Linked DNA regions of Homo sapiens: region 1 is linked to region 2. The links are chromatin loops, found by intact Hi-C in ENCODE. Cell type or tissue: body of pancreas. All regions are shown on one strand. Links, peaks and the distances in the headings refer to the core of each region. The heading gives the core; the rest is flanking DNA. Region 1 overlaps AGBL4 (AGBL carboxypeptidase 4). Region 2 overlaps AGBL4 (AGBL carboxypeptidase 4).

Region 1 (8,338 bases), core at 95-8,094, 350 kb before region 2:
GGTGTCAATTTTAGATCTGTCCTGCTTTCTCTTGTAGGCATTTAGTGCTATAAATTTCCCTCTACACACTGCTTTAAGTGTGTCCCAGAGATTCTGGTATGTTGTGTCTTTGTTCTCATTGGTTTCAAAGAACATCTTTATTTCTGCCTTCAAATTCAGGAAATACAGAGAATGCCACAAAGATACTACTCGAGAAGAGCAACTCCAAGACACTTAATTGTCAGATTCACCAAAGCTGAAATGAAGGAAAAAATGTTAAGGGCAGCCAGAGAGAAAGGTTGGGTTACCCGCAAAGGGAAGCCCATCAGACTAACAGCTGATCTCTTGGCAGAAACTCTACAAGCCAGAAGAGAGTGGGGGCTAATATTCAACATTCTTAAAGAAAAAAATTTTCAACCCATAATTTCATATCCAGCCAAACTAAGCTTCATAAAAGTGAAGGGGAAATAAAATCCTTTAGAGACAAGCAAATGCTGAGAGATTTTGTCACCACCAGGCCTGCCCAACAAGAGCTTCTGAAGGAAGCACTAAACATGGAAAGGAACTGGTACCAGCATAACCGGTATGAGCATCTGCAAAAACATGCCAAATTATAAAGACCATTGATGCTAGGAAGAAATTGCATCAGCTAACAAGCAAAATAACCAGCTAACATCATCATGACAGGATCAAATTCACACATAACAATATGAACCTTAAATGTAACTGGGCTAAATGCTCCAGTTAAAAGACACAGACTGGCAAATTGGATAAAGAGTCAAGATCATCAGTGTTCTGTATTCAGGAAACCGATCTCACGTGCGGAGACACACATAGGCTCAAAATAAAGGGATGGAGGAAGATCTACCAAGCAAATGGAAAGCAAAAAAAGGCAGGGGTTGCAATCCTAGTCTCTGATAAAACAGACTTTAAACCAACAAAGATCAAGAGAGACAAAGAAGGCCATTATATAATGATAAAGCGATCAATTCAACAAGAAGAGCTAACTATCCCAAATATATATGCTGCCAATGCAGGAGCACCCAGATTCATAAAGCAAGTCCTTAGAGACCTACAAAGAGACTTAGACTCCCACACAATAATAATGGGAGAGTTTAACCCCCACTGTCAACATTAGACAGATCAACGAGACAGAAAGCTAACAAGGATATCCAGGAATTGAATTCAGCTCTGCACCAAGCAGACCTAATAGACATCTACAGAACTCTCCACCCCAAATCAACAGAATATACATTCTTCTCAAAACCACAGCTCACCTATTCCAAAATTGACCACATAGTTGTAAATAAAGCACTCCTCAGCAAATGTAAAAGAACAGAAATTATAACAAACTGTCTCTCAGACCACAGTGCAATCAAACTAGAACTCAGGATTAAGAAACTCAGTCAAAACCGCTGAACTACATGGAAATTGAACAACCTGCTCCTGGACATTTTTTTCTTTAAGAATGTTGAATATTGGCCCCCAATCTCTTCTGGCTTGTAGGGTTTCCACTAAGAGGTCTGCTGTTAGTCTGTTGGATTTCCTTTTATAGGTGACCTGGCCTTTCTCTCTGGCTGCCCTTAAAATGTTTTCTTTCGTTTCGATCTTGGAGAATCTGATGATTATGTGTCTTGGGGTTGGTCTTCTCATGGAGTACTTTACTGGGGTTGTCTGTATTTCCTGAATTTGTACATTGGACTATCTTGCTAGGTTGGGGAAGTTCTCCTAGATGATATCCTGAAGTGTGTTTTTGAACTTGGTTCCATTCTCCCGGTCTCTTTCAGATACCTCTATCAGTCGTACGTTCAGTCTTTTTATATAATCCCATAGTTCTCGGAGGTTTTGTTTGTTACTTTTCATTCTTTTTTCTCTAATCTCATCTACCTTCCATAATTCAGCAAGACAGTCTTCAAGCTCTTATATCCTTTCTTCTGCTTGGTCTATTTGGCTGTTGATACTTGTGTTTGCATTGTGAACTTCTCATGTTGTGTTTTTCAGCTCCGTCAGGTCAGTTATATTCATCTCTAAACTGTTTTATTTTCTAGTTAACAGTTCCTGTAATGTTTTGTCATGCTTCTTCATTTCTTTGCAATGAGTTAGAACATAATCCTTTAGCTAGTAAAGTTTGTTATTACCCATCTTCTGAAGCCTACTTCTTCCAATTCATCCATTTCAGCCTTAGCGCAGTTCTGTGCCCTTGCTGGAGACGTGTTGTGATCATTTGGAGGAGAAGAGGCACTCTGGCTTTTTGAGTTTTCAGCATTTTTATGTTGATTCTTTCTCATCTTCATGGGTTTATCTACTTTTGATCTTTGAGATGCTGACCTTGGATGTGGTTTTGTGGGGTGTTTTTCATTTATGTTGTTGTTGTTTCTTTGCACTTGTTTTTCTTTTAGCAATCAGACCCCTCTTCCTTAGGGTTGCTGCGTTTTGCTTGGGGTCCACTCCAGACCCTATTCACTTGGGTCCCTCCTGCCCCTGGAGTTATCACCAGTGGAGGCTGCAGAATAGCAAAGATGTCAGCCTGTTCCTTACTGTAGGAGCTCTGTCTCAGAGGGTCACTGACCTGATGCTGGCTGGAATGCTCCTGCATGAGGTTTCTGGAGACTCCTGTTGGGAGGTCTCACCCAGTCAGGCGGAGTGGGATCAGGGACCCACTTAAATAAGGGGTCTGGCTTCCCCTTGGCAAAGCGGGTGTGCTGCAGTTGGGCAGAATCCTCGGGCTACCCTGACTCCTGAGAGCCAGCAGTTAGAAAAGACTAAGACCACTGATTGACAATACTGCAGCCGCCCCTCTTCCTAGGAGCTTCTCTCAGGGATATCAGAGTTCTGTTTATAAACCCCTGGTTGGGGATGCTGAAATTCTCACAGAGGGGTTCTTCCTGGTTAGGAGTGGATCTGGGTCCCGCTGTCTGGCCTTGAACTGTCCCAGCTGCTGTGCTGCGCTGTGGGGAATTGCTCCTTGTCCAAATTGCCCAGTCTTGCTGGCACTGGCAGCAGGGGAAAACAACCAACTGGAGCCCTAGTGATGGTGGCCATCCCTACCCATTGCCAGTACTCAGTCTTCTTAGGCAGTCTCCAGCCTGCTGTGCCTCACTGGAGTTTCCAGAACCAGACAATGCAAAAACTCCTGTGTCTCAGTGCCTGCTCGAGCAGCCACCTACCCGAGCAGTCCCTGTGAGTCTGCACAGCTATGTGCTTGGGGTCATGAGGGACTTCCTTATTTGTGGGTTGCAAGGATCTGTGGGAAAAGCAAGATGATGTCCTTCTTGTATAATAGCTTTCAGGTGTTCTCTATATTTCTTGTATTTGGATGTCTACCTCTACAGCAAGAGCATGGAAATTTTCTTGAATTATTTCCTCAAATATGTTTGCCAAGTTGTCTACTCTTTTTTCCTTCTGTCTCTGAAATGCCTGTACATCATTAGGTTTGGTAATTTTCCATAATCTTATGTTTCTTGAAGGCTTTGTTCATTAAATAAATTTTTTTTGCTTTGTTTTTGACTGATTGGGCTAATTAGAAAGACTGGCCTTCAAGCTCTGAAATTCTTCCTTATGCTTGGTCTAGCCTATTGCTGAAGCTCTCAACTATATTTTGGAATTAATTCAGTGAATTTTTCATTTCCAGAAATTCTTTTTTATTATATCTTGTCTTTCACATCCTGAATTGTTTTTTTCTAGTTTCTTTGTGTTGATTTTTAACTTTCTCTTGGCACTCATTGAGCTTTCTTACAATATATATTTTGAATTCTTAATCATCATTTTAGAATTTTAATTTTGGTCAGGATCCATTGTAGAGAGCTAGTGCAATCCTTTGGTGGTGTCAAAAACTTTGTCTTTTTGTACTGCCAGAGTTCTTGCACTAATTCCTTCTCGTCTCAAGAAGCTGTCACTTCTTATTTTGAATTTGCTGTTGTTTGAGTGGGATTTCTTTTTTTTTAATTTGTACCTTGAGAATGTGACTGCAGTGTATCTTGTGTATGTTTCTTTGGCTTTGTTTCTGGATGCTTTCAGGGGCCAAGGCTCTGAATAAGTTCCTTGGTGTTATGGGTAGCTTTTGTGTGGTGGCTTTCTCAAATGCTGCTTGTTGTAGTAATGTGTTTGGCATATGAGCCAAACACACAATCTTCTGCAAGATTGGAAATGCGGAGGTCTCAGGAAGCGTCTGTCTTACATTAGCTCTATGCCCTTCTGATAGCAGATTTCTTACATGGTGGGGCAGTTAAGTCTTCAGTCCAGTAGGTGGTGTTTAAGAGTAGGCACTAGCTCCTTCTTTCACAGCCTGATAACTAATGAAAGGACCCTCTTTGATGGGGTTGGCAGGGGAAATTTGTGTTGGGATGTGCTGAGGTCTTGGGGAGAGGGGTAGGGGGCGCTGCACCAGTTCCTTGTCCTGGGCAGGCAGGAACACAATCCTTTTCCCTATCATGCCCTTGTTGCAAGGTTTATGATCTTCAATTAATAGACTTGTGCTTTATCTCCCAGCCACAGTGCAACTGAGATTCTTGAAATAAACCTCTCTGGCTGCTACCACAAAAGTGGTTGCAGGGCAGATCCTCTTCCCCCATTCCAGAGCAGACAATTCTGTGGCTTGTCTGTGCTGTGTTGCTAGGACGCTACTGCTCTGTGTACGGAGGGCAGATGGCCCATGCCCTGTCTGCAAGCCCAGGTGGTACAGGTACCCTTTCAGTGGGGTGCAGCTACCATGAATAGTGCTGGAAATGCTGTTTCCAAGGGCACTCATGTCAGCCCCCAGCAGAGAAAGCCTCTGCTACATCCACAATAGTGAATAGGGGGAGTGGGGTTTACTCCTCCGTATCTGTTTCTGGCCACTAGTACCACCCGCTTCACAGATAGGGACTGCGTTCACATTTCCTTTGTATCAAGGTGCACTTAGGTGAGCTGTGCTCCTCCATCTCCTAGGGGCAGCCCATGTTGAAGGGATCCTGCAATTTTCCAAGGTCCCACTGGTTCCCTGTAGTTGCCAAAGTCAGAGAAGAGTCTGTGGTATATTTGCAGGGGATCTGGTGATATGGTGACACAATGGCTGAGGATCCCCAGGAAGAGCAATGGCCCACAACAGGTGCACAACCAGTGTGGCACCTGCTATGTCAGTTTAGGCCTGAGGGGAGTGTGAATGCACCTCCATGAGCTGGCCACTCAGTGCTCTGTCCCTAGGAAGTTTCTGAGTTGCTACTGACCGCATTTCCTAGGGTTGCAAGGGCAGAGGCATTCCCCAGCAATTTAGTCGTCAGCAGTTTGTCACAGCGGTGAGGGGAGCAAAGAAACACTCTCACTTACCCTTTCTGTGGGACTTCAAGTTCCTCAGGGGTCAGCCTTTGCCATATTCTTGCTGCCTTCCTTTTCTGTGCCCCCAGCTTTTTTCCTATGGGCTCTCACAGACCTTGGCTCACTTCCTTCAGCTTTCCACTCAGATCATGACCATTTACCTGTAACTTTGAATTTCTTTCTCAGGAGAATTGGCATCTGATGTCTCTATTCAGCCATCTTGGGGAAAAAAAGAACAAGGAAACTCTTCTGCTTACTTTGGATTCAAATATTTTACTAAAAGGAAAACATAGATGATTGATTTCAGAGTATTCTTATTTAGCAATATATGCCTTCAATACTGTAATTTTCCTTCCAACTCCTGCTTTTGATACATCCCACAAATTTTGATGAGTTGTCCTTTCATTTTTATTAAGTTCAAAATATTTCTTATATTCTCTTGATATTTTTTACCTATATGTTATTTATAAGTGTGTTGTTTAATCTGCAAGTATTTGGGGATTTTCTGGGTAACTTTTTGTTACTTATTTTTAGTTTCATTCCGTTGTGGCCAGAGAGTAAACATTATATGAATTCCATTCTTTTAAATTAGTTTAGATATGTTTTATGGCTCCAAATGAGGTCTATCTTGGTTAATTTCCTACTAGAGCTTGAGAAGAATGTATATTCTTCTGTTGTTGGATGAAGTAGTTTATAGATGTCCATTATATTGATGGTGATTATAATGATTTATGGTCCATTATATTGATTGTTGAGCTAAAAACTATATCCGTATTGATTTTCTGCCTGCTGGATCTGTCCATTTCTGATAAAGGGGCGTTGAAGTTTCCAACCATAATAGTGGATCAATCTGTTTCTACTTGCAGTTCTAGAAATTTCTGTCTCATGTAGTTTGATGCTCTCTTGTTAGATACATACACATTAAGGGTTGTTATGTTTTCTTGAAGAAGTGACCTGAATCATTGTATATCACTCCATTTATTCCTGATAACTTTCCTTGCTCTAAAGTTGGCTCTGTCTGAAATTAATATAGCTATTCTTATTTTTAGAAATTGGCATTAAATTTTTATATATCTTTTTCCATCCATTTACTTTTAATCTATATGTATCTTTATATTTAAAGTTGGTTTATTATAGATGACATATAGTTGGATCTTGTTTTACTATCCGTTGTTACCATCTCTATCTTTTAGTAGGTCCATTTATAGTGCTTGGCACTCAATGTAATCATTGATACAGTTGGATTAATATCTGCTGTATTTGTCCCTCCTGTCCACTGTATGATTGTTGTCATTCATTTCACATATGCATAAGCATACATAAGTGTGTGTAATTTGATATGCATGCATAGTTATATATATTTTTGCTAGTATTATTTCAATTAGGTCAATGAAGAATGAGAAAAATATGCTTTCATTTTACCTTCACTTATTTATTCTCTGATGCTCTTTATGTTCTGAATTTCTTAGGTATATAATTTTTCTTCTCTTGAAATAATTTCTTTTAACATTTCTTTCAAGACAGGTCTACTGGCTACAGATTCCTTTTTTTTTTATTTGAGAAAGTATTTTTCCTCCATTTTTGAAGGATAATTTCGTAGAGTAAAAGAATTGTAGTTTTTTTTCTCCACACTTTCAATATTTTACTCCGTTGTCTTTTTGCTTGCATAGTTTCTGGAGAGAAGTTGGTTGTAATTCTTATTTTTACTTACCCCTAGATAAGGTGTTATTTCCTCTGTATTCTTTTTGGATTTTTCTTTATCCTTGATTTTCTTTCGTTTTAAAATGATAAGCTTATGTTTAATTTTCTGGCATTTATCCTGCTTGGTGTTCTGTGAGCCTCCTGGATTTGTGGTTTTGTGTCTGACATTAACTTTGGGAGAACTCTTAGTCATCATGTTTGCAAATATTTCTTCTGTTCCATTCTGTCTTTTTTCTAGTATTCCCTTTATGTGTATGTTGCACATTTTGTAGTCGTATTACAGGTTTTGGATATTCTGTTCTTGGTTTTTTTTTTTCCTGTCATTTTTTCCTTTGCTTTTCCATTTTTGAGGTATCTATTGAGATATTCTGAAGATCAGAAGCTCTTTTCTCAGCTGTGTCCAGCCTATATTAAGCCCATTAAAAGTATTCTTCATTTATGTTATAGTGTTTAAATCCCTAGAATTTCTTTGTTGTTCTTTCTTAAAGTTTTTATCTCTGCCTGTATTGCCCATCTGTCCCTGCATGTTGTCTACTTCACCCATTAGCATTCTTAACATATTAATTATAGTTTTAATAAATTGCTGGTGTAATAATTTCACCATCCCTGCCATTTCTGAGTCTGGTTTTGATGCTTGCTTTATCTCCTCAACTATGTTTTTAGTTAGCTGGACATGATGTACTGGGCAGAAGGAAATCCTATAAATAGGCCTTTAGTAATGTGGTGGTAAGATATGGAAAGAGAGGACATCTTCTGTAGTTCTACAATTAGTCCTCAGGTTTTTTTTTTTTTTTTTGGGTCAGTCCATACCTCTGGATTGTGAACTTCTCATAGGCTTCTCTTTCCCTCGTAGGTGGGTCAGGAAGAAGGTCTAGAGTGGGCTGGAGGTGGGTATTCCCCTTCTCTCAAGTCAGTTAAGTTCTGACCAAATCCCTGTAGGTTAGGCTCTGATTACATAGTTTCTCCTGAGAGAAGACCTTGTTAAGTAGAAGAGAATGATCTGGAGTATTTTTAAATGGTTATTTCACCCTCCCCCTGCCTGGATCATGGAGGATCTTTCTCCAGTATTCACCAAGAAGACCTGGTAGAGCTACTGGATGTAAAATTCACAAAACTGTGGGTGCCCCATAATGACTGAGTCCCCCTGTAATTTTTAATGCCAGAGTTGTCCAAACCAATTCTCCAGCAATTCATCAATTAAGAGTTCAGGTTTTCCTGCACTGGCACTGGTTCCTGTGGAGGTTTTTGCTTGTAGGCTGCTTCTCTGTTGTTTCTGTCTTCTGTTTCTTCAGCTTTGAGGGCAGTAGTTTGCCTTATGATCTCATTTCTCTTATGAATCTAAAAGTTGTAGTTTTTTTCAATTTAT
Region 2 (8,338 bases), core at 150-8,149:
ATAGACACAGGGAGGTAAACAACACACACTGAGGCCTGTCAGGGGGCAGGGGGAGGGAGAACATCAGGATAAATAGCTAATGCATGTGGGGCTTAATACCTAGGTGACAGGTTGTTACATGCAACAAACCACCATGTCACAAGTTTCCCTATGTAACAACCTGCATGTCCTGCACATATCTCTAGGAATATAAAATAAAATAAAATAAAATAAAATAAAATAAAATAAAATAAAATAAAATAAAATAAAATAAAATAAAAAAATAAAATAAAATATAAAATAAAATAAATAAAAATAAAATAAAATAAAATGTGGGCTGGGCACAGTGGCTTATGCCTGTAATCCCAGCACTTTGGGAGGCCAAGGCGGGTGGATTGCCTGAGGTCAGGAGTTTGAGACTAGCCTGGCTAACATGGTGAAACCCCGTTTCTACTAAAAATACAAAAAAATTAGCTGGGTGTGGTGGTGTATGCCTGTAGTCCCAGCTACTCGGGAGGCTGAGGCAGGAGAATCACTTCAACCTGGGAGGCAGAGGTTGCATTGAGCCAAGATTGCGCCATTGCACTCTAGCTTGCACTACAGAGTGAGACTACGCCTCAGAAAAAAAAAAAGTGCATGTGAAAGAAGGGTAGGAAAAACATAATTGTTCATTAATTTCAAGAGTTTTTTTTTTAATGACAATATAAAGCTAAATGTGACAATAATTGTAGTGTAGATTTTCTCATAATTACTACTCCTCAGATGGCTTGCAATCCAAAAAAGGGTTGGGGGAGAGGAGAAGAGAAGGAGGAAGGTTTATTATAGCCCAACAGGTTCATCTTGCCTGCTGCACAGAAAAAACCAATCACTAAGACAGCAGATGTTGCATCCAAGAAAGTTTAACAAGGCAGCTGAGCAAGGAGGATGGGAGATATTTCCTCAAATCCATCCTCCAGAGAATTTGGAGGCTAGAGTTTTTAGCAGTAGTTTCATGGGCAGGGGGATAGGGAATGGATACTGTTGATTGGTTGGGTTGGGGATGAATTCACAACAGTGCTGAAAATGTCTTCACATGCTGAGTCCATTCCTGGGTGGGGGTCATCGGTCTGGGTAGCGTCAATTGGTCTGCCAGAATGGAAGGTCTAAAAAATATCTCAAACAACAGTCTTAGGTTTCATAATAGTGATGTTATCTATAGAGGCAATTAGTGAAGTTTACAAATCTTGTTCCCACCAGCCACTTGGCTCCTGAGCAGGAAGCAAACTAGGAAACGATGACTAGGTATTGTTTAATTATTCCTATACCTTAGCAGAATTCAAGCCCCTACCATAATTTTAACCTTGTGTCCTTTCATTAGTTTTACAAAGGCAGTTTCAGTCCCCAAACAGGGAGGGAGTTAGCTTTGGGAAGGGACTATTAGCATACTTGCTTTAAAATTAAACTATTAAACTAAATTCCTTAAACTATAGACTAAATTCTTCCCATAGTTAGTTAAGCCCACACATAGTGATTAGCAAAGACAGTTAGCTTGTGATGTTAGAAGCAAGATGGAGTCAGTTCTGTTAAATTTCTCTCACTGTTATAATTTTTGCAAAGGTTGTTTCAGGTTCACCTTGCATTGAAGAACTAACTGCCTTTTTTCCTCTGGAGAGGAATCAGTAGAGGGTCTAATTGTCCCACAGCCCAGAATCATTTGATAGCTCCTAGCTGAAATGATGCTGTAAATTGAGAGATACTGATCAGTGAATGCCTGCTTCACAATGCATACCAATCAAAGGTCATTTATGGACCTTTCTTATTAAGTTTTCAAACATTATGTTAGCACATATTATATGCCACAAACAAGACATGCTCCTTGTCCTCAAGGAGCTCTTAATCCAGTGAGAGAAATGGATTATAACCAGACAGTTAAATCACAGTCATTCAAACTATGAGAGAGGCAAGTATAGGCAGTGGAAGCACAAAGGAAGAATTTCTAACCATGGCTTACGATCAGGAAAGGCTTCCTACAGGAGGGTCATACCAAAGTGAAGTTATGAGGATTACAATATAATTAGCCAGGCACAGAGTTCAAAGAAGGCATTTTATGCAGAATAGCACAACGAACTAGCTATTTTTTCCATGGCCAAATTAGAGCACAGGCATGGAAGAGATTAATCTGGAGAGGTATGCAGGAAAGATCATCTAGGGCACAAACTGCCATGTTAAAGAGATCGGAATTTGTCTTAAAGACAATAGGAAGCCATTCAAGGGGGTTCAGAAGGGGTGAGACATGGTGAGATTTGTGTTCTTGAGAAATCATCTTTGCCCCTGTATAAGCATACTGAGGCTGTTAATGGAGACCTGTGGGTCTCCTGTTCAGGGAACCGCTATAAAAGCAGAAAAACACCCCTTTGGTTTTGTTACTAAATTGGATTTTTAAAATAATGACACAAAGTTACCCTTATCTCATTGGGTTTTAATGCCACATATCTAGGCTGTTTTTGTTTTGTTTTATATCCTTGATATAACATTGCAGAAAGAAATTATCATTTCCCATTTTACCAATTAATGAACAGAGGTCTGCTGAGATTTAATAACTAACACAGGTCACAGAGTAATGACAGAACTGGGATGCACACCCAGGTCTGTGTGACTACAAAGTCTCTGCTCTTGTACTTTTACTACATCTGCAATTATGGACTAGATCAAAAATGTTACTCCGAAATTTTATTTCTGGGGAAGAACAAAATTGCCAAAGGATGGTTGGTAGAATAACATTTGCCTTCATTACATGATAAAAAGCAAATTGTCAGCAAAAGAAGGTAAAGACAGGAAGGAAAGTTGCATGCCAATATCTTTCAATAATATAGAAACAAACTATTAACAAATTAACATCAACAAAATATTAGCAAATCAAGTACAATGATGTGTGAAAAGAATTATACATTGGGATTTATTCCAGGTATGCAAAACTGGCTCAACATTAAAAAATTAATGAGAGTACCACATAGACAGGCTATGGAAAAAAAATTGACAGAATTCAACACCCATTCATGATTTAAAAGAAAAAAAAACTCAGAAAACTAGGAATAGAAAGAAAGTTCCTCAACTTGATGGAGAACATCTACAGAAAACCTCTAGATTACATTGGTACTTAATGGTGAGAAATGGAATGTTTATTCCTCAAGATCAGGAACAAGGAAAGATGTCTCCCCTGAAAACTCCCATGTAACATTGTAAGTATGGGAAGTCCTAGCTATTGTGACAGGACCAGAAAAGGAAATACAAGGTATACAGTTTGGAAAGGAAGAAAAAGCAAGTTGTCTACTAAAAATGAACAAAATGTTTTTACTATGTGAACTAAAGTAATATCAATTGTAACTAATTTCACATATTGCCATACTATTTACAACATGTTTTCATTGACACTATCTTATTTGAGCCATTGAGTTAGATGAGACAGATATTTATTTCTCTTCCCTAAAGAAGAGAGGTAGCTAATTTAATACCCATCTACAGTAGTAATGTTTAAGAGTAAAGGCTACGTAATCAGATCTTATTTTGAGTTCCATTCTACCACAAGCTGTGTTACCTTAGGCATGTTATTAAACCTATAGACATCTTTCCTCATCTGTACAGGGGGGAAAGTAAGATCCATTTCAGAAAAATTGTTTCAAGTAACAAATGATATTTCAATCCAGACATCTCATATACTAGCTTTATAACCTATGCCAAGTTACTTACAATTCTAGCCTTTTTTTTCAACTGTGATATGGGAATATTGATACAGCCTACTTTTGGATTTTTTTTTAGGATTAAACTAGAAAATGTATGTAAAGCACTTATTATGGCGTGTTACACAATAAGGACTTAGTAAACGGCAATGGTCATTGTTACTGTTGTTGTATCCATTGTTTGTCTTTGATGATAAAGCAAGTAACTGAGGGAAGGGTGTGGGCAAAAGAAGAAGGATCAGTTCAGTAGAGAAGTCAGGACACACATACGAGTGGCTAGATTGCAGAGGATCATGAATGTCAGACTAAGGCAGAGAAGAGATAGAAGGTTTAGAACCTTGGAGGAAAATGATTCAAAGAAAGTTTCTCTTGCTGCTATATGCCAACCCAGTCTTCATGGAGATAAAATTCCCATGTCAGAAAATTTGTGAACAGTTTAGAATTCCAATGATGTATTCTTGCTTATAATTTCCCATCAAGTTTTGCCCTCTCCTTTTTCCCAGACAGCTTATTTTCAAGAAGGAGGAGGGAGGGAGGGAGGGAGGAAGGAGAGGCCAGGCACCCCTCAATGATCCAGGGCCACTGGGAGGCAGTGCCAGCACCTGCTGTTGTTCAGGGAGTAAGATGCAGCCCTGATTTAGCATGATTGCTGCTGAAAGTCCTTGGAGCCTGGCCAGCTTGTATCCTTCCTGGGGTTCTTATTTTGCAATCTGTTTGCAAATAGAAGGAATGTTGCCAATTTGACTGGGGCGTAGAATCCAGCAGAGATGATGACGGTAATAACTCTGCAGTAGCTGGGCACTGAAACCATCAGGGAACCTGGGGGGAGAGGGGAGATCTGTTGCTTTGAATAACAATTCTTGGCCCTAATGGCCTTAGGGTGATAGGTGGGACTTTCAGCCCATTCTCCTCCTGGGCCAGCATCTGTTCCTTGGATTAAAGAAAAGGCTGCCATTCTCTACAGAAATAAAAACCCACTTGTTTGGTATGAGCAAAGTTGTCCCTGGCCTGGGTCGACTTCTTCTGACAGGGCAAGGAAGTAGTAGAGATGGACAGGACCCTGAAAGGAATTTACAGAAGTGTGAGTTTTGCCAGGTCTGTGTGTTACTGCTTGGAGAGGCTGGCTCAGGATGCCAGGTTAGGCTAGCAAATTCAAAGGCAGACGTTCCTGCCTACACAGCAGCCTCCTGGCCGGAAGTTGGGGGCGGATCCAGATGGGAATCATATGCCTGTGCCATGTGTGTTTGCATTGGAGGTGAAAGGAATCTCATGGCTGACAACTTTCTTAGGGCTCTGTGCAGAACTCACAGCATGAGGAGTGAGGAAGCTGCTAGGGTGATTCTGTGCCTTGAATTTTAGGAAATCATAATAGGCTTAGGTACTTGGACTGAACCTGGGCCTGTCATCTAATTGGATGCCAGATTAGGAAACTCTAGACCACTCAAAAAAAGTCTACTTTTTCTTGTCACATAAGGAAAAACTGTCCGATGCCACTGTTTTATGCTTTTTCAGTTTCTGTCCTTCCTTTCCATTCCAAGAATCAAATTCAGTGAATGTTTAAGCACCTACTAAATGCGAGAAACCAAGTGCTACAGGAAGCAAGAGTCATTGTCTTCATCTTCTAGATAAGAAACTGAGATTGGTCACATAGCTAGTAAGTGGCAGAATCAGTATTCTCTGTTCCACAGCTTACCTCTCCAGCTTCATCCCTTGCAATTTCCCTGGCGTATTCTACATTCTAGCTGTATTGAACTGCTCTTAATTTCTTGAGCACTCTTTCTTTAACCTGTGTTTTTTACACAGACTTTTCTATCTGTCTGTAACTTTCTCCTCCCTCCTGGCCTCTCACCACTCCTAGCTTCCTGCTCTCAATCTGTTTTTGAATAAATCCTACTCATCCTTCAGATCTCAGCACAGCTATTACTAACTTCAGAGAGCTTGTATCTGGCACATAGTATGGACTCAATAAATGTTTTAAAAATAAGTGAATGAAGCAAGATTCTCTTGGCCAGATGTGAGACAATGGAATAGAAACTAGGGATTGACAAAAATGAGAAAAGCCAGAAGATGAAAGTTGTATTTTGGAGAAATTAAGCTGAAGGAATGAGCTGCCTTGGATTTTTTGGAATGCTTTTGGCCTTGAGCATAGGCAGAGAAGGAACCATTAAAAATGCTGACCAGCCAAGATACTTACAGTAAGATATTGGGTCTTTTTTGACTTTAGGTTCAGATCAAATGTGGAGTCTATTGTGCCACTTGGTTAAAAGGTCCTATTATCTTCTGCAAAAGCAACAACATATTTTTCTAGAATCTTCACTGCATTTATGACATTGACTGAGGTTGCTGCTGACAGTGTTGACACAGAAGAGGCTCTGCCTTAACTAAGTTTATCTCCCAAGGACTTATTCCTTTACATTCTGGCAGCTAGGTACCTATTTTTCATGTTGATAAACCCAAAGAACTCAATTCAATTTCTCTGAGAGTTTTATCCTCCTATCTTCCCACTACAGGCAACTCACAGGGCTATGACCTTTTCAGGGCTATGACCTTTCCATGGGGAAGTTGTTACATAAAAATATTTTAAAATCTCAGAGTCACAGACTGTCAGAACTATTAGAGACCTTAAAAATCATTTAGACATACTCCTAACAATGGGAATGAAGTCACAGAGAAAGTAATGGTTAATTAACTAGGGTCTCCTGACTCTTTTATTTGGAACTTTTTCTATGATACCTTAACCATAGTCCAATAGTCATTAAATTTGAGAGTTTGGGGTAGAGGGACAAGGAGGATGAGCTCAACTGCACAATTTGAGTTATCAGAACTATCACTGGCTTTCAAGTCAGACATACTCAAGGTTGAATCCTAGTTCCACCTCTACAAGCTTTGTGACCTCAGGAATGTAACTTGATTTCTCTGAACCTCTATTTTCTCAACTGTATAATAGAGATATTGATGTTCACATTGCAGCATTGTTGTTAGGAATAATGCTGATAAACCCAGAATGCCTAACAGTAGGCATTAGCTATCATGTATTGCAGTAAGTGGCATTTTTTTATTAAAGATACTTTAACAAAATTGGGATAATTGAAACATTTTTAAGGGTCTTAGTTGACAAACCATTTATCTCAATAATACGCAATTACTCTGGTACATTTCAGCAACTTGTAGTTGCCATTCTCTAGACAAAGATACGTTGTCACAGAAAGTCATCAGTGGGTGATGTTTGGGCTTTCTTTAGTTTGCTTTAGAGTCACTACTATGACTCCAAGTTGCTATGGAGGCTTGAACACTTCAGAGTTAGAATTGCAGTAAACTATAGATGTCTTGCTGTGTTAGAGTCTTTGAACAGTTAGGTGAACTGCTAAAATCTCCTGAGATTTGATATAAATAGAGTCCTGGGGAGTGAGGCCTACCCACTAAAGAGACAAAGTGCTACACTTGGGCATTTTCCATTGGAGAGTCACAGAAGCTCCTTAAATGTAATCTAATGGTAGTGTTTTCTGGGGTAATAGAAGCAATACTGCACTTGAAATTAGGAAGTCTGGGCTCTAGTGCCATCTTTTTCACTGAATAGATTCTGATCCTAGACAGGTTGTTTAGTCTTACTTCTGACTTCCTAGTTTGACTCTAGGTTCCTCCACTACACTATGTTGTTTCACATCTCTACCTATATTCACAGTTTTTCTGTCTGAAATGTTTTATATTATCCCAAATCCCCAAACTTTACCTGGAAATCTTACTTTTCCTCAAAGTCTTAAGTCAGAGAGAGCCTTCTTTAGGAAAACATCCCTGATCTACCAGGCTGGCATTGGTCCTTTCCTCTATGATCCCAGAGGCTCCACTTTGTCACTCTGCCATGTTCTGGTAACACTGCATTGTAAACAACTATTTACATCTACCTCTTCCATAACCTACTGTGAGGTCCTGGAGAGTGGGGGTACATAGCATTTTTTGTTATATCCTCAATGCTTACACTGTAGTATGTACAAGGTAGAACTCTAACAGAAACTGAATGAATAGGATTTGGGTAGGTGGAAGGGAGAAATCCAGGGAGACTTAAGTGATGAGAACAAAGACATGGATGCTGGAATGAATAATAGTTCTACATTCAATTAATTTATTTATTCATGGATTCACTTACGCATTCATACATTTATTCATTTATTTAGCAATCATTACAACTGGAGCCTACTGAATGCCAGGGTACAAAGAAAAATAAAGTCTTATCCTTAAGAATGTTCCATTTTGGAGGATGAGGGATGCAGACAAGTAAACAAGTATTTTACAATAAAGCATGATGATTGCTGTGATAGAATGCACAGGTTGCAGAGGGAGAAAAGAGGAGGTACCTATGTGAGTTTGAGGATTAAATAAAGCTCCTCGGAGGAAATGACACCTCAGCTGAGTCTCAGAACATGCGTAGGAGTGAACCAGGCTGGCAGAGGAGGAAAAGCATTCTAGAGCTATGTTGGGGCTGTTGAAGAGCCAGATCTGGCAGAAATAGAGAGCTTAGTCTGGAAAAGCTGGGCTACATGAGGTTGGAGAGATTGACTTAGTGACATAGGATTCAAAACCATTTTTAGATGTGGGAAAGCACAATTAAACTCAAAATTGGGGTGGTCTCATAGGCATGCCACAGT

Evidence for each region. Hi-C counts contacts between places; a loop is a spot of excess contacts. Peaks named below come from ENCODE experiments on the same cell type or tissue, not always from the same donor. Only the 100,000 strongest peaks of a DNase experiment are listed, where the experiment ranks them.
Region 1: a loop joins it to region 2, with 7 times the contacts of the local background. A loop is called at or near these places in 1 of 110 quality-filtered maps.

The regions. Positions count from the first base shown.
Region 1 is chr1:49,647,285-49,655,622 of GRCh38, reverse strand. The region is part of intron 3 of AGBL4 (AGBL carboxypeptidase 4); the gene reads left to right. Among named protein-coding and RNA genes, the nearest start is that of AGBL4-IT1, 180 kb to the right of the region's middle. In body of pancreas, for the core only: no CTCF peak of the experiment used is centred there; no DNase peak of the experiment used is centred there.
Region 2 is chr1:49,294,531-49,302,868 of GRCh38, reverse strand. The region is part of intron 3 of AGBL4 (AGBL carboxypeptidase 4); the gene reads left to right. Among named protein-coding and RNA genes, the nearest start is that of AGBL4-AS1, 41 kb to the right of the region's middle. In body of pancreas, for the core only: no CTCF peak of the experiment used is centred there; a DNase peak (open chromatin) is centred at 4,358.